2 separate regions of the Homo sapiens genome follow, and region 1 is linked to region 2. A link is an interaction called in ENCODE POLR2A ChIA-PET data of the cell type or tissue named here. Cell type or tissue: HepG2. All regions are shown on one strand. Links, peaks and the distances in the headings refer to the core of each region. The heading gives the core; the rest is flanking DNA.

What was found. Peaks named below come from ENCODE experiments on the same cell type or tissue, not always from the same donor. Only the 100,000 strongest peaks of a DNase experiment are listed, where the experiment ranks them.
Region 1: POLR2A ChIA-PET joins it to region 2 with 5 read pairs; 1 of 35 experiments calls an interaction of 5 or more read pairs at or near these places.

What each region holds. Positions count from the first base shown.
Region 1 is chr20:22,572,199-22,583,931 of GRCh38, forward strand. It overlaps FOXA2 (forkhead box A2), which reads right to left. Exons shown (of 2, transcript NM_021784.5): 2 at 8,800-10,956. The coding sequence ends at 9,652. It overlaps LINC00261 (long intergenic non-protein coding RNA 261), which reads right to left and starts at 6,444. Exons shown (of 4, transcript NR_001558.3): 1 at 6,312-6,444. RefSeq lists enhancers at 5,291-6,246, 6,247-7,202, 7,203-8,158, 9,835-10,406, 10,407-10,979. In HepG2, for the core only: no CTCF peak of the experiment used is centred there; DNase peaks (open chromatin) are centred at 4,208, 5,133, 5,713 and 6,473; H3K4me3 peaks cover 3,030 bases.
Region 2 is chr20:23,657,439-23,669,171 of GRCh38, forward strand. LOC107985383 (a long non-coding RNA gene) reads left to right here and starts at 3,632. Exons shown (of 5, transcript XR_001754712.2): 1 at 3,632-3,810; 2 at 4,044-4,212; 3 at 8,900-10,064. RefSeq lists an enhancer at 1-493. In HepG2, for the core only: no CTCF peak of the experiment used is centred there; DNase peaks (open chromatin) are centred at 2,960, 3,213, 3,593, 4,223 and 1 weaker place; H3K4me3 peaks cover 1,877 bases.

The DNA of each region.
Region 1 (11,733 bases), core at 4,185-9,184, 1.1 Mb before region 2:
CCATACACATGCCAACACGTGAGGAGCTGGCCTTAGAATCCAATTGTCTGCCTGTCTCTGAAATGCCGAAATGGAAGATGCTAAGTCTGCAGGGAATCTCACACCACTAAAAATGGACAGGCCAGGGAACTTAGCTTCCCGGATATTGAAAAGTAAAGGAGACCTCCAAGCCAAGCCTGAGCCCTGATTTGAGGAGGTCTAGTGCTCATTTCCACTCTGTGTCCCCGGAGCCTGGCACAAGCTTGGCAACTGTTCACATGCACACTCAGATGCACTCTGCTGGAGTGGTGCTCTTGTATGCGATGGGCCTACTGGGTCCTGGGCAGCATCCTCCCTCCCTGAGGGCTGCAGGTTGATGTGCCTAGGCCAGCATCCTATTCAGGGGCAAACCCCAGAGGCAGGTGTTTATGGAGATCTGCATTGGCATATATGTGAGGGGTGGGAGGGGGAGGCTTGCCGCGGGGGCTGGGGCCAGGGCGTGCTGGGGACCAGCTGTGGGCGGTGTATGCATTCCAGCTATGCTGTCACCTGGGTTGTCAGGCCACCAGGTGCAGGTCAGGGGGAGGTCAGAGGCAAGAGCCTCTTAGGACATTCCTAGCCCTTGCTCCCAGAATCCCTCGGTAGGGAATAAGGCAGACAGGCTGTAGCTCAGAAATGATTTGGCTATGTGGGTTGTTTTAAACTTATATGTCAGCCCTTAGTCTCTGCCCCTGACATTTTCTCTCTTGTCTGGCATTTTCTCCTTCTAATCACAATGTAAGAGCCTGCTTGCTGCCTCCTACTTTCCAGCACTGGCTAGCTGGCCCTGGAAGCATCAGTGGGGAGAAAAGCGTGGTCCAGGACTGAATGAACTTCTGCCCAACTTCGAGGGACCATGGCCACATAAGAATTCTGACTGTTACCCCAGAAGACAGCATGAGAATCCAGCCTGATCCCAGACATCACCCATCCTCGTCTCTTCTAGGACAGTCCACGGGGTTTGTGCCATCCTTCCAGGGGGTACCAAAGCCTGGCTCTTCTGAGATCTTCCAGTTTCTTTCCAGCCTCCCCCTAACACTTCAGATGTCCCTACTCATTTTCCAGATTCTGGAGTTCTGGTGAAGGCCGGCCTCCTAATTCATTGAAATAGGAATTGTCTGTGCCCCAGAGTCCTGGGAAGCCAGAATAAGTTGAGGGAATATGAGTTGAAAGACTCCAGCTCAAAGCTGCGCTGTGAAATTGGAGCAAGTTACCTAACTTCTCTCAGCCCCAAGACCATTACCTGTAAATTATGATTTCCACCAGCAGGAAGTGGGGAAGCTTAAAAGAGATCCTGTTCAGGAAGATACCTTGCATGGTTCCTGGCACCTAGGAGAACCCCACTCAATTGTGATTGGATTGACTAGAGTTTCCATTCAAAATAAGAGAGGGCAGGACGTGGATGGGAGCATGAAGGCCACTGAAAACACTAAAATGGTAAAACAAAGTTTCTGCCTATAAATTGACTAACTTTTCTGAAGGAAAAGTCTCTCTTTTCTAGAGAGGATTTTCTCAACTAGCAGGGGATAGATTTGTTGAAGTTACAACTTCTTTCTGTGTGTGAACTGCCCCAATTAATGTAGCTCAGAATCACAGAACAAATGAAAAATATATAGTGAAATTGATCTCCTTTATTTGAAACTTAAAATGGGTTTGTGGAGGTAAAGCAGGCAAAAAGCTTGATCAGAGCTTTATATTTTATACTGAAGGGTGCACATGTTGATATCTTGACTTTTTTGCTAAAGATGCTTCTGATTTCCATATGAAGCTCTCTATAACCCAGCTCCTGCCCTGGAACCTCACCCTATTCCTTCACTGAAAACGTCATCTAATCATCATCTGTCCTTTTCGATTATCCAGCTATCTACCTCAGGCCTTAGTGCCTTCCAAGCCCTCTCCTCCAAATACTTCCAAAGATTGTTTTATGTTTTCAAATAAAGCACTTTTAACATTCATGAATTCAAGTTAGGAATTATATATATGCTTTCCTTTCAGTAAGCAACAATTTCCCAACAAAATTCAATATATAATTACTTCTGCTTTATAAAAATAGAAGGAATAATAAATTGAGATTATATTTTTCATTAAATACCAAGTCAAAATTCACATGCATGCAATCCTATTTTTATTTGCTCAGATCATTACCAACCCTAGTTCAAAAACATCCCTGCTTATTTTTGGACCTGTGTCTTATTATTTTCAAATCATTGAAACAATGGGAAAGCTGATTTACTGATTAAAAAATAAACTAGGACCCAACCATTTAAAGAAGCAGAGATTGAACCACATAAGCAAGTAGAACTAAAAAACAGTAAACAATTCTCGTCACAAAGTTATAATGCTGCATTACACGCCAGTATTTTTCCCTTACACATATGTTTGTGAGGCTGAAATATTCTCTCTCAATAAATTTAATGATGTTTAAGTCAAGAAAGTATAGTATTGCCAGCATCATCTCCTGACACTGCTGGGAATATTGCTGCCTCTGATTAACAAGAGAGGGTTAAACCCCAGGCACTTGCCCTGGTGGGAAGTGAGACCTCTAGCTTTGCATGAATGAATGTAACTTAATTTGTTGCTTCTTTTAGCACTCCCAGCTATCAGTTGTGTTATCTAACAGTGAAATATCACCCCTTCTTTAGAGAGAGATTGAGGACAAGTAAGTCAATGCTTTTTAATGTGAACCTGCGGGGGGCGGGGGGAGTGGTGACAATGACATCTGACCAGTCCATGTGAATGTTGGCAGTGAGCTCAGAGCTCTGACAAACAGCAACTAACGTAAAAAATAAGCACACTGGTGTGAAGGTATGCTTGTAAAAACTCCCTGTCCTCTCTACCTTTTCATGAGTGGTACTTTAGCACAAGGTGGCAGCTTCTTCTGCAGAGGATACAAATGATCTGGACTAGGCCCCAAGGGTGCAGGGACTGAGGGGGAGGGGAGAATAGGCATCACCTCCAGTCTAGCAAGAGGGACTGCCACGGAATTACAGCTTGTAAAATAAGCCTCCATCAGTCTCCCAGGAGACAGCCGGCCTCAACTTGGGTGTTCCCTGCTTGTTAGCCTCAGTCATAATTGGTCTCTCCTCCCATCCCACGTTGTTGGTTTTCTGTGTGTGGCTTTTGGTGTGAGCGTGTTAGGTCATCAACAAATACAATAGCGGGAGGGGGCAACTGGGGACACACATGATTGTTTTAGAGAAGAAAGGAGAAAAGGGATAAGAGAGTGGGCAGGAAGGCTGTGAACAGAATGGGGAAGATGGCCCAGGATTTAGGCTTCCGAGGCACCCCCTGGAGTGCTCCAGGGTAGGGAACTCCCTGGGAGTTTTGTTAAAGGGAGAAGAGGCCTGCTGGGAGCTGGGGACCCTGCTGAGCTCCGCTGAGGACATTCATCCATTCAACGCTATTTTTGTTTGCTTGTCTCTGGGGGTGCCTGTAACATCCTGCCCACATCCGGTGCCTCTCATCAAAAAAGAATTTTTCAAAAAATCCCAATCAGGGTGATTTGCTCTAGAAAGGCCACGTGTGTGGAGCTGAAGACCTAAAGAACAGCCCAGGACCCTGGCGGGGGTAGGGTGTGGGTCACAGGCCTTCATCCTTTTTCCATCCATTGTTAAAATAGATTCTCACTATCTTGTCTCTCCATCCCCCATCTCCTTTTACCTCTTCTCAGAGGAAAGCTGGGGATAGCGGCTACAGTAAATTTCTGATCTAAAGTTAACTATAAAGCCTAGAGTGGAGATGTCTTCGCATTTAAGGAAGGTTGAAGATACAGTGCATTGTTTTTGCTCAGAAGGGGAAAGATAAAGATAAGATCCCTAGACCCTTGAGTCTTTATTTACTGTAAAAAGAACATTTGACTGGGAAGGAAAGAGCAAGAAGTGTAATTAAGTCAAGTCGCAAATTTTGGGGATTGATTATTTTTTTCTGTTTGTATGTTTCAAAGTTTTACATTTTACTCGACAACCCCTGGCTGGCCTGGTTGCCATGGTGCTGCCTCCAGGGCTGGTGTCCATGCTGTCCCCCACCCAGTAGGATTTCAGGTCTGAAATCTTGTTCTTTTGCTACAGCAGGGACAGCAAACTGGAGCTAATGGCACTAGGGTGTGCGTGGGGGTGGAGGTGGTCTATTCTGTATGGCAGGACTTGATGCCTACGACTTTGCGGACATAAGCCAGAACGGGCTGCTTGCAACTCCAGGTTCATGGTGTTTGGGAGGAAAATGTTTCCTTTCCTGCGCTCTCTTGCGGGGTGAAGGTGCATAGTCAGAAAAGGCCTTGCTGCTCTTTTGAAACATAACTGGTGTCTGCACATTCCAGATCTCATCTCGGCCACCCCTCCCTCCAAGCCAGGGCCACCTCCAGACCCCCGGATGTGTAGAAGCATGCACTGCCCCGAAGAAAACGCGTTGCCCCCAGGTAACTTCAGGTACCTCCTAGGGCTAACGCCTCCTTCTATGCCATATTGAGCCTTATCTCTTGCTTCTTCCCGCCCCCCTCCCACATTAAAAGGCCCCCAAAGCATTGAGGAGCGGCTTCTCTTTATGAAGCTGGGGAGAAGGCGGGCGATAAAGATTGGGCGTTTAAATTGGCCATTTGGAAGATTACATCTCTTCAGCGAGGGTCTTTCTTTCAAAACTCGCACTGAATTAAGGGTCATGGCTACTCCGTACCCGGCTCTCAAAGGCACGGCACCTTTGAATTAGGTTGCGGAGTGGCCTGGGCGAGGGGACCCGGGGCCATCAAAGGCCCGAGGGAAGGCCGTGGGGCGACACCCGTCTAATGACAAGTAATTGAAGGATTCGACGCCGCGCATTACCAGCGGAACGGGAGGCATTAATTATTTAAAAACGATTAGCCTTGCCGTGTGTCCTGCAGGCGTCCCATCATGTTCAGCGAAGATAACCAGCCACCCGAGGCGAGCCGGGGCTCGGAGGGCGGCGGGCGCGCTCCCCAGCAGGCTTCGGGTGCGGTGGACACGGGCGCACAGCCCAAGGCACCAGGGAAGGAGAGGAGGGGCCACCAAGGGTCCCCACACAGGAAGGTGACTACATAACACTGACCCTGCTGAACAACGAAACAGATTTCTGCCCACTTGGGTTCGAAGTCTGGTGACTGCGGCGCAGATGGGAAAAGCTTTCCGGTCGGGGGTGGTGGGCAATTTCCATGTGCCAGTTCCCTGTCGCATCAGACCAAAGACCCAAAGTAACCCAGCCAGGCACGGGCCTCTCACAGTGCCTGCTACCCAGGCGTTTAAAGAAAAGACCCCAGAGAGAATGTGGATCTGGCGTGGGGGCAGGGATTGGGGGGGGGCGCTGGTAGACACCTGGGGAAATACAACTTTATGAGGTTTCAAGGGGCAGCAGCAGAACTACTATTTTTCCGAGGTCCACGCCTTTCCGCAGGCGGCGGAAAGACGCGGCTGGTTCTGTTGGGTCCTACAAACTCGCGTCCTCCGGAATTCCCGAGGGCAAGCCCGGCACGCGCGAGCGTGCTCCTGCCCGTGGAAGGGGGGAAATCGGCGACTGGGTTGCAGGGAGAATGCGATGATAAATGGCCCTGCGTCTGCTTTCTGACTTTCTCTCCTGGACCCAGCTCGTAACCCCAGAGGCTCCCCAACCTGCCTGCCGCCAAGCACGGCTGTGCGCAAAAGGCCACCAGCCGCTTCCTGCAGCCAGAGCTAAGGTTCACTCGCCTCTTAGAAAGGCGCGGCCCCTCCCCTGCTGCTGCTTGATGACGATCCCCATCGTCTCCTCGGCCTGCCTGTGTCCGAGAAAGAGTTGAGACTGGACTCGAACCCCTGCGCGCCAAGGGGAGGGCGTCACCATGCTCCGGCCTCAGCCTCTTCAAACTCCCATGCACCACGCACATCATTTTCTGCTGACCCCCACACTAGATTCTGGGGCCAAGGGGGTTCCCCACACCCCACCCTCCACTGTTCTCTGGAAACATGCTGCTCTCAGATCGAATCCCCAGACCCGAGCCGCTCGAGGGGCCTGTGTGGCTTCCTCGGGGCCCTACCAAACTCCTCTAACTGAGCTCAGAGCCTAAGCGGTCTGAGTTTGCAACTCTACGACCCCTCATCCTTCCAAGTCATGCACTTTCCGAACCCCCTGCAAAAAAACCCAACGCCTTGAGTCTCAGTTGGCTGAGCTTACCACCAGCCAAGCCCGCCCGGGCGTCCGAGCCCTGGAAGGGAGAAGGACTGGCTGGGGGAGGGGCGGTGAGCGGACAGGAGTGGGGTGCGGACGCTGAGGAGGGGAGCCGGGCGCGGTCCCCGGGTGGGCGCGCTCCCTACCTGCGGCGGCCGGCGGGCCGGCTGGCGGGCGGGCTGCGGAGCGTCCAGCTCGCGGAGGGAGGAGGCCGACTGCTCCGAGCCGAGGCATCCCCGCATTTATTTGAGCTCAAACCAAGCGACTGTTGACTTTAGCACACAAAGCAAAGATTTCACTGCCCGCTAGTTTAAAAATGAATATTTTACCAAGATATCGATCAGCGTTATAAAATTCAGTTAAGTACAATGGGATCCTGGCAAAAAAAAAAAAAAAAGAATAATAAAGGAGGGGGGAGGCAATATAATATCTGTGCAAATTTGCTGAAGTGTGACGTGGCATGGAAAGTTTACCCTCCTGGAATTCGGATCTAGAATGTTTTTTTCGGTTGTTTACAGACTTTGTTTATTCACAGATCATGGTTGCTTAAACCGGCGCGCGGAAAGCGTGGGGAAAAAAGGAAAAAAAGGAGGGGGGAGAGTCTCTGCACCCCACAATGAGTAGAGTTGGGGAAAGCGCGCAGTGGCGATTTGTGAGCTCGTTATCTCGGAACCCGGGCTAGGGGAGGGATTTAAGCGGGAGGGGGGCGTGAAAGACACAAGAAGCACAGAAAAGCCTCCGAAAGCGCCTGCTCCCCGACATCCTTTTTATGTATTCGGACAGAACTATATCTTATCGGCCGGGATCAGTGAAGGGGGGCGCGCTAAGTAGTTTAAAACGACCCTCGCACAATGGGCGTGCCATACGAAACATAGCAGGTTAGGGCAGCGCTTTCAGCCTCCATTGTCCCCCACTCGGCCCCCGGCCCTGCCTCTCGGCTCCTTCGCCACGGGAGCCTTTTATGTGATAATGAAACACATTTCAGGCCGGGCTCACGACGTGTGTGTCCTTGCTAGGAGGAGAGACGGCCTGATTGCTGGCTGTGGCCTCCGGATCCCCCCCTCCCCAATTTCTCTTCCTTGTGTTCTTCGGGACAATGTGGCATGTTAAGAAAGGGATTTGGTGGCGGGAGGGGGGCAGTGGCGGGTGGGAGGCGGAGGCGATGCCAAACCCCCCTCAAGCGCGTGGGAAGGCCAGGCTTGTTGGGGAAGGCGGCGGGGTGGGGGATGGGGTGGCAGAGACCCCAGCAAGGTAGCACTCAAAGACAGTCTCCAGGTCTGGGGCGTAGCTGGAACACTCCAGGTTAGGATGGTCAAGAAGCCCAAAGATCTAATCTTGAAAAAAGGAGCCTGAGCTTAGAAACCTGAGGCAAAAAGTCCTAGCCTCCAGGCTTTCGGAGTGTTTTTACCCACCGCAAGCCACTGCGCGCGGGAGTGGCTCCCAAGTCTGCCTGACCCGCGACGACACTGATCCTGCCCTCGCCCAGCCAGCAGATGTCCTGGGCAAAACCAACACCAGACTCCCCTTTGCGCTGTCGGCCTTGGTTTTCACTGCCGTTGGCCGTCCTTTTAGGCCAGCGAGGTCGTCTGGGGGGAGAGGCAGCATGGTGTATAAGAATTCACTCTGGGATTTTTCGTTATACTTTTAGAGTCCTTGAAGGCTCACAAAATACCTGCATAACCCCTGGACCCTGCAAACCTGGATTGCCAACCTCACCTAACTTACAAGAAGATTTGCAAGAGCCTTGAGTTTTGGAGGGAGATGGGGAGCAAATTTGCCGACAGTGGCATCTTCACTACTGTCATGGTCCATTGGCCAGACACCCCTTACCTCCTCCTCACTCCCAAATATACCCTATTTTTAAAAAACAGACTTGGATTGTTACCCTGACTTACCCTTTCAAACCAATTCCAGGAGAAGATCTTCTAAATGTTTCCCTACACCAAGTGTCTCGCCATTTCTGGGTTAGTAAGGTCTTTCTGGGTTAGAAAGGTCTGCCATGGTTGTGCACAATACCTGCTCCAGGGAGAAGGGTGGGAAAGGGTGGCACCCTGTGTACAGAGGAGGCTGGAAGATCCAGGCAGAGTCCCAATTCCACCACTGTTCACAGTGGTGAACAGGCAAAGTGCTGCACCACAAATTTGCAAGTTTGATCCAGGCTCATTGACCTGAAGGGAGGCCCAAGATCAGAAGTACAGCAAAAACATGTGAAATTGAGGCTTCCCCCAAGAGAAGCAAGCTGTGGGGCCCAAGAGACCACAACAACAGGGCACATTCAAACAGCCAAGGTGGAAAATTGTGATATGTGGAGAGTGATCTTCTACTGGCTTTAAAAATAAACCTGCTGGAATGGTCTTCCTGGGATCTGTGTATTTCATTGTGTGTAAAGTTAACCCCCAAATTCAAAAAGTAACCATAAACCATACAAGTTCCATTTAATAATGTGCTTGCTTTAGTGTTTAGGGGGATGTGTACTGGTATCTGCAAATTTGAAGTGGATTTAGAGAAATAAGATGGATTGACCAGTGGAGGTGAAGATAGATGGACAAGTATGTGATAAAGCAAGTATAATGAAATGTTAATTGCAGAATCTCGGGAGCAGGTCCCTGTGTGCCTACTGTAAAATTCATTCAATTTTGGTATGTCTGAAAATTTTATTAATAAAATGTTGGGAAAACAGCAACACTCCCTGGGCCAAAATAAAATACAACCTGCAACCAGACAGGGTATCCCTCCCTCCTTCTTGAAATAATTTCCAAGCCTGTATATTTTGTAAGCCAAGTAAAGAAAAGAAAAATCTGGAAGAAAAGATTCAAGGGATAAAACCGGGTATAACACTTTAATATAGATTTGTGGAACTCTGGCCCTTGCAGCCAGAATACACATTTATAAGCCATAAATAAAGCACGCAGAAACCATAAATTAATCGGACCCGAGACCTGGATTTCACCGTGTCAAGATTGGGAATGCTTTTTTTTTCTTTTTCTTGGTCATTTACAACAGACCCTTACATTATTTTTTTTCCTGTTTTTAAACAATAGTACAACCCTCTGGTTCTGTTAAAACTACATGGTTTTACACCGAGTCACTCACAAAATTTTTTTTTTTTTTTAAGTAAGACTTCCCTGCAACAACAGCAATGGAGGAGAACAACAACAACAAAAAAATCAGAATCTGCAGGTGCTTGAAGAAGCAGGAGTCTACACAGTAGTGGAAACCGGAGGCTTTTTTTTAACTTTATATTCTTTCCCGTTTTCCTCCTTATATAGAACGTGGGGTATCTGTGTGGCCCTCTGTTTGGGACGGAACGGCTGCAGCGGGTGAAGAAGACTGCTGTCTTGGGGGTGTTGGGGTGGGGGTGTTATGGATTTCTTCTCCCTTGCGTCTCTGCAACACCGTCTCCCCAAAGTCTCGACCCCCACTTGCTCTCTCACTTGTCCTCGATCCGGGGTGCCAGAGTTAGCCGGGCCTGAAGCCGTCGTCTTCTTAAGAGGAGTTCATAATGGGCCGGGAGTACACCCCCTGGTAGTAGGAGGTATCTGCGGCCAGGGGCGAGGCGTCCAGGCCCGTTTTGTTCGTGACCGGGCCCATGGCCAAGCTGCCAGGCATGGGGGAACCGTAGCCGGGGTAGTGCATCACCTGTTCGTAGGCCTTGAGGTCCATTTTGTGGGGTTGGTGGTGGTGGTGGCTGTGGTGGTGCTGCTGCTCCGAGGACATGAGGTTGTTGATGGAGAACGGGTGGTTGAAGGCGTAGTGGTGTTCCGGCTTCAGGTGGGCCTCAGGCGGCAGGCCCGGGTGGTGGGGCGGGCCCAGCAGGTGGGCCGCGGCCTGCTGCTGCTGCCCGGGAGAGGGCGCCGGCTCTGGGGGGCTCAGCGCCGCAGCCGGCGTCCCCTTCAGCTCTCCCAGGCCCCCTCGCTTGTGCTCCTGGCACGGGGAGGCGCTCGAGTGAGGCGACTCGGTGCCCGCCGGAGTCTCGGAGGCCGGCCCGGCGGCCTCCCCGAGTTGAGCCTGTGAGGCCTGGGCTCCGGCGGCCGCCTTCTTGCCGCTGCCGGCGGCGCCTGCGGCCTCCTTCAGCGCCAGCTGCTTCTCGCACTTGAAGCGCTTCTGGCGGCGCAGGTAGCAGCCGTTCTCGAACATGTTGCCCGAGTCAGGGTGCAGGGTCCAGAAGGAGCCCTTGCCGGGCTTGTCGGGCGAGCGGGGCACCTTCAGGAAACAGTCGTTGAAGGAGAGCGAGTGGCGGATGGAGTTCTGCCAGCGCTGCTGGTTCTGCCGGTAGAAGGGGAAGAGGTCCATGATCCACTGGTAGATCTCGCTCAGCGTCAGCATCTTGTTGGGGCTCTGCTGGATGGCCATGGTGATGAGCGAGATGTACGAGTAGGGCGGCTTTGCGTGCGTGTAGCTGCGCCTGTAGGTCTTGGGGTCGCGGGCGCGGCTCAGGCCCGCCTGCCCGTACATGGGGCTCATGGAGTTCATGTTGGCGTAGGGGGCCAGGCCGCCCATGGCCCCGGCCGCCTGCCCCCCGAGCGGGCTCAGGCTGGGACTCAAGTGCGGCCCCATGCCCGCCACGCCGGCCGCCCCGGCCGAGCCGCCCATGCCCGCCATGGCGCCCGCGCCGGGGGACATCCCCGCCAGGGACGGGCTCATGCCAGCGCCCACGTACGACGACATGTTCATGGAGCCCGCGCTCATGTTGCCCGAGCCGCTGCCCATGGCGGCCGCCGACATGCTCATGTACGTGTTCATGCCGTTCATCCCCAGGCCGGCGTTCATGTTGCTCACGGAGGAGTAGCCCTGCGGACAGAGCCCCGGGAGGGAGGCGACAGCGTTAGCACCGCGGCTGGAGGGTGCCCAGACCTCCCACCCACCGCCCAGGCCTCCGCGTCCGGGGAGGCCTCCGGGGAGCCCTTTCGTCCCCGATGGCCCAGTCTCCGGACTCCGAGTCTGTTTCATTCAGGGAGAGTCATGATCGATCGCCCTTGGGAAGGTGGCGAGCGGATTGCTGCTTGGGCATGTGGCCCGTTCCTAGCCCTTCTCCACCTCGCCCAGATTCTAGAACAGGGGTCCCATGGAGTACTCCCAAGCCAGCACCCCAAATACATTCCCCTACCCCAGAGTCTCCCCAAACTCTCCCACCAGCATACTGAGCTGGCGCCGAGGCCCGAAGTCCCCGGACGCCACCTCCGGTCGCAGCAAGCAACCTGCGGGACAACGCGCGGGGCGCCTCGGGCTGCCTCCAGCGAAGACTGTCCCGGGCCCCCTCTGTCCGGTCTCCCTCCAGGGACCCCCTCCCTTGTCCCAGGGAAACTGCAAGGCAGTGCCTGTGCGGAGTGCGGGGGCGGCTGGAGGCACTGAACGGGGCAATAGGGAAAGAACCGAGACCTGAACCACACGCGGCTGAGCTTTGCAGGCAAAAACTTTCTTTCTCTTTGTCCACTAGTCTTTGACTCTGCCTCCACTTCAGCCCCCAACTCCTACCCATCTTCTCCTCCTCAGCTCCCCACCCCCTCGCCGGCCGACCTCCCACCCCTCCCCAGCCGCGCGCTGCCAAACATAACTCTGTTAGGATAG
Region 2 (11,733 bases), core at 2,287-7,286:
TCCTGCTGCAGCGGCATGCCCACTCAGTCTGCGCTCACTTGCCAAGCCTCGTTATCTAGGTTCCCATAGGTTTGTGAACCACCTCGCTTCTTTTCAAATGAATCTTTTTTTCTCCTAAGTCAATTAGGCTTGGTTTTATTTATTTGTTGTCAAGCACCCTGGAATGTACCATGCTTCTCACCTTTAAAAAAAATCCCATTACAGGTATAAAAGACAGCACTGATTAATTTCCTTTCTTTTTCGATTCCTAACTGCTGATTCAGGAACTTCTGGGATTCTCAATAATTTTTAGCATAATAAAATAACATTACTGCCATCATAAGTATATTTAGAACACAACTTCATGTCATTTGGTGTGTGATTCCTAGAGCATTATTTGAGTGTGTATTACATAACCTAATAAGTATCTTTTCCAATGAAGTATTACTTTGCTGGATGTCTTATGTCCAGCAAGGCGTGGCTCTGTCTGCTTGAGACCCAGATATACTAAGTCCAAGAGGGTAGCTGTGCAAGGAGAATCTGTGTCTTCAAAGGTTAGCCATAGTGTGCTTTCATTAACAGAAGATCATGAATACCCCCAAGTTAGCTGCTGGGCATCCTGATAATTAATTAATCAGGATTTCCTCTGCAGATAGTATCGGGCATACCAACCAATCACATCATCATAACATTCTCTGATGTGTGATCAGGTATCTTCTAGGGAAACTTAACTGCTCACTGACATTGACAAATAGATGCCACAGAAATGCCCAAGGATTTTAAAGCTGACAAATAAAACAGAAGAGGAGAGTACCCTGGCACTTATTGCAAGTTTTACCTTTCCAACTCATCACTTTGGTGCAAGGATTGCATTAATAGTACAAGCAGCGTGGGCCAAATGATCTTGTCATGAAGGCGAACAGTTAATTACCACTTACTGGAACTTGTGTGAAAATAAAAATTTTACCTGGAACTTAGTTGTGTAAAAATAAAAATTAAGAGGCTAACACCTTTAATGCCAGAATACAACACAAAATGGCTCCATTGCTTGATGAGTAATTGAAGGAATTTCTGGAACTTCCTACAGCCCTGTTAGAGTTAGTAGTTTAGGAAATGGTGTTTGGGCATGGAGTTAAGGCCACACACACACAGAGAGACACACAGACACATACACATATACACACAGACACATACACACAGACATATGCACACACACACACACACACACACACACACGTTTCCAGGTCAAGCCAAGGGTGGAGCTACTTATTCTCTCAGCCCAATAACGAGATGCAGATGAACTGAGAAAGAATAGAGTTTATTTCTGTAACCAGGTACGGGGAGAAAGAAGGCAAGGAAAATATCGCCAGACCAACTCAAAATCACAAAGTTTTCCAGAGCTTATATAACTTCTAAGCTGTATGTCTACATGTAAGTGTGCAATCACTTAAAGACATAAGTGATTAACTTCTTCTAATCTATAACTGAGGTCTGAGTCCTGAAGACCTTCCTTTGGCGCCTCAGTAAATTTACTTAATCTAGCTGGGTCCAGGTGCTGGGGTGATTACCCTTATTTTATCTCCTGCTAAATCATGGAGGTTTGGGGAGTTCCTTCAGACCCCAGCAAACTTGTTTGTGGAGGTCTGCGGAGTTTCTTCAGACCCCAGTAAAAACTTGTTTAATCTTAAATGGGTCCTGTTGAGAATTCCTTCGTTATCTTGTCATACTTCAAGGCCCAGGAAAGGCCTGGGCAAAACTCTTGGGCTTTTGTTACATTCCAGCCTTTGTATAAGGGGACTGGCTCTCTAGGCTTTTAATATTTAACTTAACCACTTAGTCAGTGCTGAAACAGTTGTTACAGAGGCCTGCCTGTTCAGCCGTTAGTGAGACCTGGCCTGCCACACACAGACACACACACAGACACACACACACACAGACATACACACAGACACACACATACACGTATATACACGCATACACAAACCACATACATACACACTGTATTAGGGTTCTCTAGAGGGACAGAACTAATAGGCTAGATGTGTATCTAAAGGGGAGTTTATTAAGGAGAATTGACTCACACGATCACAAGGCGAGGTCCCACAATAGGCCATCTGCAAGTTGAGGAGTAAGGAAGCCAGTTTGAGTCCCAAAACCTCAAAAGTAGGGGAGCCGACTGCAGACTTAAGTCTGTGGCCAAAGGTCCAAGGGTCCCAAAGCTGAAGAACTTTGGGTCCGATGTTTGAGGGCAGGAAACATCCAGCACAGGAGAAAGATGTAGGCCAGGAGGCTAAGTCAGTCTAGTCTTTCCACATTCTTCTGCCTGCTTTTATTCTGGTCTCGCTGGCAGCTGATTAGATGGTGCCCACCCAGATTAAGGGTGGGTCTGCCTTTCCCAGTCCACCCACTGAAATGTTAATCTCCTTTGGCAACACCCTTACAGACACACCCAAGAACAGTACTTTGCATCCTTCAATCCAATCAAGTTGACACTCAATATTAACCATCACACACACATAGACATACACATACAGACATACACACAAATACATACACACACACACATGCACACATACACTCATACACTCATCTACACACAGACATACAAACACACACATATATAGACACATTCACACACACATATGTATACACATGCACACACACACACACACATACACATACATACACACGTGCACACACATACACACACAGACCCACAGATACAGACACATACATATACACACACTCATACACACACAGGCATACACACATACAGACATACATACACATATGCACATATACACATAAACACACACACACAGACACACACACAGACATACTCATACACACACAGAGACATACATACCCTCATAAAAGTCCAGCTGGGCTGGGCTTTCTCAGTGTGGGCTGTGCCCCCAGCTGGGGGAGAGGCCACTTTTACATGGCCTTTTCCACCTGGCCTGCCCTCCTCCATTCTCTGGCCTCTGGCTTCCTGCCTGTCCTTATATAAACGTCTGAATCTTAGGCTTGGGCAAAGCAAGTCCTCAGACGAGCTTGGATTGTGGGAATGAAGAAACTGAACAAGATAAGGGCTTAGGAAAACTATGGAAGCTTTGAGATTTGTCTCCATTGCGAGCTGGATGGAAAGAGGCTTCACAGGGCCTCCGGAATTCAGGACTTCTTAGAATTGGCTGCCCTGAGACCTGATATGAACCCAGAACTTGATCCTTCCACGTGATCAAATTCGACTCCAGCTGTGGCTCAGCCTCACGGAGAGTTATGATTACATCACCCCTGACAAGCCAAAGGTGGGGATGGAAAAGAAAAAACTCAGGCAAAATTAATACAAGTAGAATGGTTATATGGCCCAAATGTAAAAACTGCAACTTGGTTGCATAGATTAAAGTTGCCCTGAAGATATGCTCCAATTAGCAGCAGTTGCAAGTGAGTTTTTAAAGAAAAAAAGGCCATTTCTAAATTGTTTACCAAGAATTTACATTAAGATAACATATGCTGTAAATTGGCTATACATTTTTCCAGGATGGGGAAGATAATGGGTGAGACAGGTCATCAGGAATAGAATGCCTTTAAACAATTGCCCCCAGCCATGCGTAGGAAGGACATGACTAAAGTCCCACACTCACGTCTCTCTGGGCCTGATAGGTTTTGCACACCTCACATAGCCCACACTGCTCTGGCTATTTTTCTGTGGTCTCTCAGGCATTGGAACCGTGGGAAGCGAGTCTCCTGCCCATCTCTGTTCATCCCGGACAGTTGCAATTGTGGAGGGACCCTCCAATGACATTGGACACTGGAGGCCCAGAGAAGGAAGTAAGTAGAGCTGAGAAGGGTGTACTTCTGATTTGCAATTTCATTTTAATTTCAGTTATCTCTGATCTGGTTTACACATTATATGATTTTAAATGGGGACTTTAAACACTCCTCTGCAACAGCCCTGCTGTGGGATTCTTGTGTTTGCGGTCATGGTAAAAATCAACTTTTTTTCTTGGTTTTAATTTTGAACTCACCTTCTTTTCCCCATCTTGTTTCTCCTAAATGCTTAGGTCCTCTGAAGAGAATAAAATAGTCCACTTAAAGCAACACCAGAAGTCTCTTGGGATATGTGAGGACAATAGCTCCCTGTGTGTGCTGGAGACCTTGGACAAAGTCCCCAAGTCATATCCATACCTACAAGGTGTCAGAAGAAAAGATTACAACACATCCCGTTTAAAGGTCTTTATTGGCTTTGGTTTAGAGGCTAGAATTGGGCAATACATCATTCATAAAACAAAGAGTGTTTGATGAGCAGAGCTGAGGAAGCGGAGGGCTGAGGATAGCAGACAGAGGACAAAAGCACAGGTATTCATCTGCCTGAAGAGAGTTAAATGCTGTCCTCTGAATCCGAGAGATGGGTAGCTGTTAGGATTTGCCAAAAGGAGACTATTTATTTATTTGGAGACAGGGGCTCGCTCTGCCTCCTGGGCTGCAGTGCAGTGGCACAATCACGTCTCACTGCAGCTTTGACCTCCCAGACTTAAGTGATCCTCCCACCTCAGCCTTTCTAGTAGCTGGAACTAGAGGTGTGCACTACCATGCTGCACTAATTTTTTAAATTTTTAGTAGAAACAATGTCTTGCTATGTTGCCCAGGCTGATCTCAAACTCCTGGGCTCAAGCCATTCTTCCACCTCTGCCTCCCAAAGTGCTGGGATTACAGGCGTGAGCCACCGCGAAGGACCAGAAGGAAATATTTAAAGCTCTTGTTTCTAGTCCTTGTAACAACCATCTTTAGTACTTGTTACGGAACACAGATTGTTATGGGGGCAGCCAAGGGTTCACTTGGAATAAGAGTGGAGAAGATGCACCATGGAAAATGGGATAACTCATGCATTAGTCAGCTGCTGTTCCCTAGGAAAAACCTTAGCATCTCGGGGGCTGACAGCAACAAGCTATACCTGTCATGCTCTGCCGCCTGCACATGGGCTGGGGGTCAGTGGGTCTGGTGCTGGCTTGGCTTGTGTCTTCATGCTGGGGTCCATGCTGAAGGGGTGGTGCCTGTCTGGGCCAGGTTCTTCTCATGGAGGCTCAGACGGGAGCAGGAGGACCAGCCTCTCACACACGCAGGGTTAAGGTCTCTGCGCTTGTCCCATGTGTTAACATCCTATAGGCCAAGCAAGACCCATGACCATGCACAATGGCAATGGGGGTCTACTCTGCATTTTCTGGAAAGAGGCGCTGCTAGCTGCATGGCACAGGGCATGGATGTATACTTTAGTTCCAGCGAGGGAGCCAGCTGTCCATCCATCTTGTCACACCCCCATGAATCTTGGAAAAACACTGTTGTGACATGGCATATATGCGCCCAGGAAGCAGGTGGATTTCGTGCTGGCAGTGGTTGGCTGAACTACTACCTAGGCTGACTTTTCTCTGTCTCCTTTGTTCCATCCTGGGATTTTTCTGGGAAGTGTTGGCTTCTCAGGAGTCCTCCAAGTGTGGACAGCTCCCTTTTCAGGACCTCTCTCTTTCTTCTCTATAAAATGAGCAGGTCAAAGGCCATGGCTTCCGAGAGTCCTTTTTAGGCCTATAGTTTGTGATCTGTTGATTACTGTGTTACTCTGGATGAAGAACTTACCCCTTTCTACCTCCATTCCCACCTCTATCCATTGCTGGCAATGTGGTACCAGACTCACAGGCCCATCCTGGTGGGGGTGTGCATGTGGGAGAGGGGGCTTATGGTGAAAACCCAGGAGGAAACAGAAGAAGGAGGCTGTGAAACAGTAGTGACCCCCCTGTGCTGCAGAGGGAGGTGCAGGTAGAGTGAGTGGTGGGGAACGTGGCTGTCCCTTGTGAGGCAACACATCTGGGGGAAGCAGAGGGAGCTCCTTCCTCAGTCTCTGCCCATGCATTCTCTTCAGTGCCCTAGTCCCTGCCGTCTCACACCCCGTTTCTCTGCTCCAAGGAACAGTACAGGGTGTGGACGCTGGTGAAACACATCCGTAGTAACCAGCTGGCCTGTAGCTTCATGGTACTGTGGCTTGGCTGGAAGTCCATGCTAGGATGGGAAGCATGAGCCGGGACTTTCCAACAAGCTGAGCACACAGGCCTGTGTGTGCTGGGTGGGGCTGGGGTCTCAGTGCTGAGGCAGCACTTTGCTGTATTTTTAATTTTTAATTTTTTGTAAAAGATAAAAAGATGATGGAAGTATGTCAGGAGGACACAGGAAGCAGCTTAAAGGGGCTCTACTAGTCAACTCTGAGAAAATTTAAACATTCAAATAAATGATAGTAATAGATTACAATTCATTGAATAAAATAAGAAACCATGAATCTTCTAGATCTGTGGATAAATAGATGATTAACAAATAGAGAGATGGAAAGATAGATACAGATAAAGGAGAAAAGTTCTTCCTTGGAGTAAAAAGAATGCCATTAATAAATATAGAAAAAATGAAGCAATTTTATTTTTCTATATTTATTAGAAAAGAAGTAATAATAAACTTTTTTATTGTAGTTTTGAAGTGACTTCAAACTTACAAAAAGCAGCAAGAGTAATATAAAGAGCTCCTGTACACACCCAGACCCTCCCACTCCTCACATTGTGTCTCGCGCGCTTTTCCCTCTTTCTATATGTGTATGCACTGTTACAGCTTTTCCTGAGCCATTTCAGAGCAAGCTGCAGGTGTGACTCCTTTTGTCCCTAGACATTCTCATCTGTGTCCCCTAAGGCCAAGGACATTCTCCAGCACAGCCTCAGTGCAGTGAGAGGAATCACAGCACTAGCATGGGTCCACATTGTCGTCTAATCTGTCATCCATGCAATTCATCAACTGTGTGTCATTGTCAGGCCGCCTCAGTCTCCTCTGATCTGAAACCGTTTCTCAGTCTTTCTTATCTTTGTAATCTTGTCATTTTTGAAGATAACTGGCGATTTCATGGAATGTCCTCAACTGGGCTTTGTCAATGGATGAGATTCAGGCTATGCAGATTTTCAGAGAAGAATTGTAGATGTGATCTTGTGTCCCTCAGTACCTCCTACCAGGAGGCCATAACATCGCTGTCCCATGGCTGACAGACACTAACTTTGATCTCTAGGTTCAGATGGTATCTGACAGATCTCTCCACAGTATGGTTTACTCTTCTCTCCTTTATAATTAGGAATTATTTCACTGAGCAATACTTTGAAATATGTATTTATGTCTTACTTATAAAGTTTTCACTTTTGCTTTCTAGCTTTAGCATACAATAATAATTCCTCTTCGAATCAATTGTTATTATGATTGCTTTCAAATTGTATTCCTAACTTCGTTTTTAAAACATACTTATAAATGGCATTCATTCTACTGCAAGGAAACACTTTTCTCTTTTACCTACCTATCCATCTATCTGTTAGTCATCTATTTTGCTATAGATCTATCCCACTCATGGTTTCTTATTTTACTCAGTGAGTTAGAATGTATTGCTCTTGTTTATTAGAATGTTAAAATTATCTCAGAATAGGCTAGTGGGAGCCCCTTTAAGCTGCTTCCTGTGTCCTCTTGACATATTTCCATCATTATTTGAGCTTATCCTTACTTTCTGATATAACAAGAAGTCCTAGATTTATGTTTTACTTTCTCTGATCCAAGGTGAAAATCAGTGGTTGGAATCTGCAGTGAATGCAGAAAGCAATTCCCGCGTGCTGCCTGTACTCACCACTCCTGGAATGCCGTGAGGCCTCAGTCAGAGATTCTCAACCTGGGGCAATTTTGCTTCCCAGGGCACATTTGGTAATGTCTAGGGATGTGTTTGGTTGTTCCAATTTGTAAGGCAGGTGCTACTGGCATTTAGGGAGAGAGGGCAGGGATGCTGATCAACATTCTGCAATGCATAGGACATTTCCTAGGTCTCACATGGCCACAGTGCAGAAGTAGAGGAACCTTGTTCTTGGCCTTGTCTGTTGGTCAGTGCTACAAAATACACACAGAAACTTACCCACGTGTAGATAGCTATTGTTCTATTACCTATTTACGTATTAAAAACTCTGAGTTAATATTGACACCAAACCCAATGCAATGAGATTCTTTCCAGTCCCCTCCTTTCTATAGTTGTGGCTCTTTTCTTGGACATTTATAAATCTTAGTTCCATTATCATCAATATATTTACTTGCTTTCTCTGTACTAGAACTCACAGAAGGTGAAACATTATTCTAGATCAGTGTTTCCCAATTTATCTTCACAGGACACTCTTTCTCATGGTTGCTGATACATGTTAGCCCTTCCCCGCAAAACACAAAGGGTGTGAGGAACAGAATCGTCTAGGAAAGTTGGAAGAGAATGAATCAGATTCTCATTGCAAGTATTTTTTGTTTTAATGAATATTCTAATGTGCATTGGTATCTCTGAATGGAGGCTTTTGTATACAGTATAATTTCAATGTATTCTTCAGGGAATCTTTGAAAATGTAATTAGCAATATATATTAACTCATAGCCACATTTGTGCTGTGTGCAACAGTTTGCAAACACTGTTTTAGATCTTTTGCACCCTGCAAGGAGTTTTTCTAGAATTTTCCATGAACATAAAGAGTTTCATGCTTTTGCGGAAATTCATTACTGAGAAATATTTATACAGCAGGTTTTCTCTGTAGTAGTACACTATTGCATGAGACTGTGTATGTGTGTTTGAGATTGTGTGTGTGCATGCACCTGAACAAGGCACCAATCCCTCAGGAGCCTGAGAGCTGCCCACTACGGGTCCCCTGATGGCTCACTCCATTCAACAGCTCTTGTGTTCCCCCGGAAGCCCTCATCGCTCTTCTCTGAGGTCTCTGGGTTCCCACTGCAGCATTTGTTATCACTGTCGTAGTTCAGCAGCACCATGGCATTTTCCTAGGGTAGCATCACATTGAAGATGCACTCACTTTACCTCCTGTGCTTCCTTCCAGTGGGCTCAACCTACTCCAAGGCACCCTCTTCTGGTGAGAATCACAGGCCTAGAAGGAAAGAAGGGGATGTCTATCAGCTGCCATGCCTGTGCCTCTCTGCTTCCTTTGTTCCATGCACATGGCACACTGTCTACTTGCTCAATGCTGTGGTCTCAGCCCTAGCACTGGACTCAGTAAGGAATTAGTTGAGCGAATGAATGGATTCTCCAGCAATCTTTATAAAATATGTTTTCCACATTTTTCAGACAAGGAAACTGCAACAAAAAGTGTCAGACCCCACACTGTGATCTCAACACTGCTGAGCTCTGCCTGGAATCTTGGAACTCTCCAGCGATCTCCTCTCCTTAAGAGTGGACGTGGGATGCCTCCACGCATTCAGTCAAAATAAGGTTATGGTGTGCCTGTTGTGTGCTAGGAATTATCTTCTCATCAGAAAAAGAATCTCTCTATGTTTTGGGAATAAGTGAAGAACAAAATGATGATGTGTAAGAGGTTCTTGCCAAATTGGTCGGCACAGAGAAGCCCTGGAGAAAGGCTGACAGTATTGCTGGTGGGGGCTCTGCTGGCTGGTTTCCAGGACTCTTCCTCTGGGACAGCTTGTGCTTCCTGCCACCCTCCCCAGGGTCATTTCTTATCCTTCCCCAGTTGCATTTTGATATTTCCTTTTAAGATTTTACTGTTTTTCAAAAGATCCAAAAGTAATTAAAACTCTAGCCATTGAAATGGCAGTTCTAACAAGTCGTCTTAGAGTCATTGTCACCTCATGGGGCTGCTAGCAAGGTATCCATATGAAATCATCTTATCCACACTGGGAAAGTCTCTGACACACCCATAAAGGCATGTTCATCCAGTATGCACACTGAGTGTCCTCCACATTCCACAGATTGTGAGAAGCACAGACACATTACAGAGAATGAGATGGATACAATATTGCCTTAAACGAACTGGTGGCCAAGCCAAATTCTAACTGCAGAGAATGATCAGGAAGGAGCGATTTGAGGAAATAACATGTGAGCTAGACTTTTAAGGAGGAGAAAGAGCCAGCTGCAGAAAGCCAGCAAGAATGGTGTTTAATGCAAAGAAAATCATAAACCGACCCCTAGCTGGAAATGATCCTAACCTGTGGAAGCTCCTGAATTGAGTGAGGAACCGGCTGGCAGGAGAGGTAAGCAGACTGGGTTTGGTGGATGAGCAGATATCAATTCCTGCCATGCCTTGCACACCGTGCTGAAGAATTTCTATTTTACTCCAAGTGAAATGAGAAGCCTTTGAAAGCTTTTACCAGGACATGACAAGACACCTTTTATATTATTAGAAGGCTGGCATGGCCACAGGGAAGGAACAGGCTTCTAGTTGGTGAGAATGGGAGGGTGGAGAACAGTCAGGAGGACATTGCAGTTGCTCAGGAAAGAGAGGACAGTGACCTGGGCCTGTGCCGTGGCCGGGAGTTGGAGCACAGGAGACTCAGGATGCCTATGAGAGGTGGCGGGGCAGGACTTGCTGAGGGCTGGGTTGAGGGCGCAGTGAGGAGGAAAGAACAGAACTCCAGCCCAGGCCTGAGTAAGTCACAGGATGGTTACTCAGCCAAGGCAGAGGTGAGGATGAGCAGATTGTCAGGGCTGGGGCTTTGGGGAGGAATCCAGAGCCGTCCTCATAGAGTGTTGGGGCGTTATGCATGTAGGACTGTGGATCTCAAATGCCACCCCGTGGATCCAGCTTAGAGGTTCAGGTTTTACGAGAGTGCAGGGGAGGGCACCTCTCAATTTTGATCATGGACTTCATTTGGGGCAGTACCACATGGTTTTCCATTATGAATTAGTGATAGTCAATTTTAATCTTTGCCAACCATATTTGGAAAATTAACATTAGCAATTCTTAATCTAAAAAAGCATGGATTACAGGAACCCAGAGTCTATAACCCATGGCTTGGAAGGTGTCTGAGAGAGATCCTGGGCTGTGTCAGATTTCGCAGAGAGGGTGGGTGGCTGACCTCTGAGAGATGGAGGGCTTCTGACAGGAACTAAGGTGGGAAGAGTCTCGCAGAGCGGCAGTCTTCCTACCCCACGATAAAGAAGGTGACAATATGTTGAAATATGACATGTGAAGATGAAGAGATCATGAAGAGAATCCTCCAAGGTGGCAGATAAACCACAAAGCTACAGGGCAATTCCTGTGCCCCCAGCCACCTGCCCTGTAAATCCCGGCATCCTCCACTTCACCACAATGACCAATAGAGGGCAGCATTCACCCATGGATGACCAGCCCCTCAGGTGCCTTTTACTCCAGCTTCACCCTGGGGAGCAGGCTCTGAAGGTGGCCCTGGGGTCGACATAGGATCTGCATTGAAGGAAGAAGCTCTACTAACTAAACACTCCCTGAGTGCTGTATGGGTTCTGCAGAGGCCCCTCTGCTTGGCTCTGTTCTTGCTGCTCTGGGCTACAGGGGTGTGCAGGGTTTTATTGATCAGAGCAATGGCCAGTAGATGGCATAGCCTCCTTTTCCTGCAGCTGTCCCCACGGCCCTGCTGGACAGGCCCAGAACGGACCCTCTCAGAAGACAAGGACTCTCTCAGGGTGGGTGATGAACATGTGGACACCTCTGTGGACAAGACTGGTTTCTTTCCTCTCTTTCACTCTTCCCTCTTCCGCTGTTATTACTGTTGGCCCTCTTCCTCCCCTCCCCCTTTACTAAAGCTACCCATCTCCCATCTCCTTCTTGCTCATGGTCCCTTCTGGAGGTCAGAGGTGTGAATGCCAGGGAAAATCTACTTTTGTTCTTGTGGTTAACAGGGACACGTGATCCATTTGTGACAGACACAGTTTTCCATCCACGAT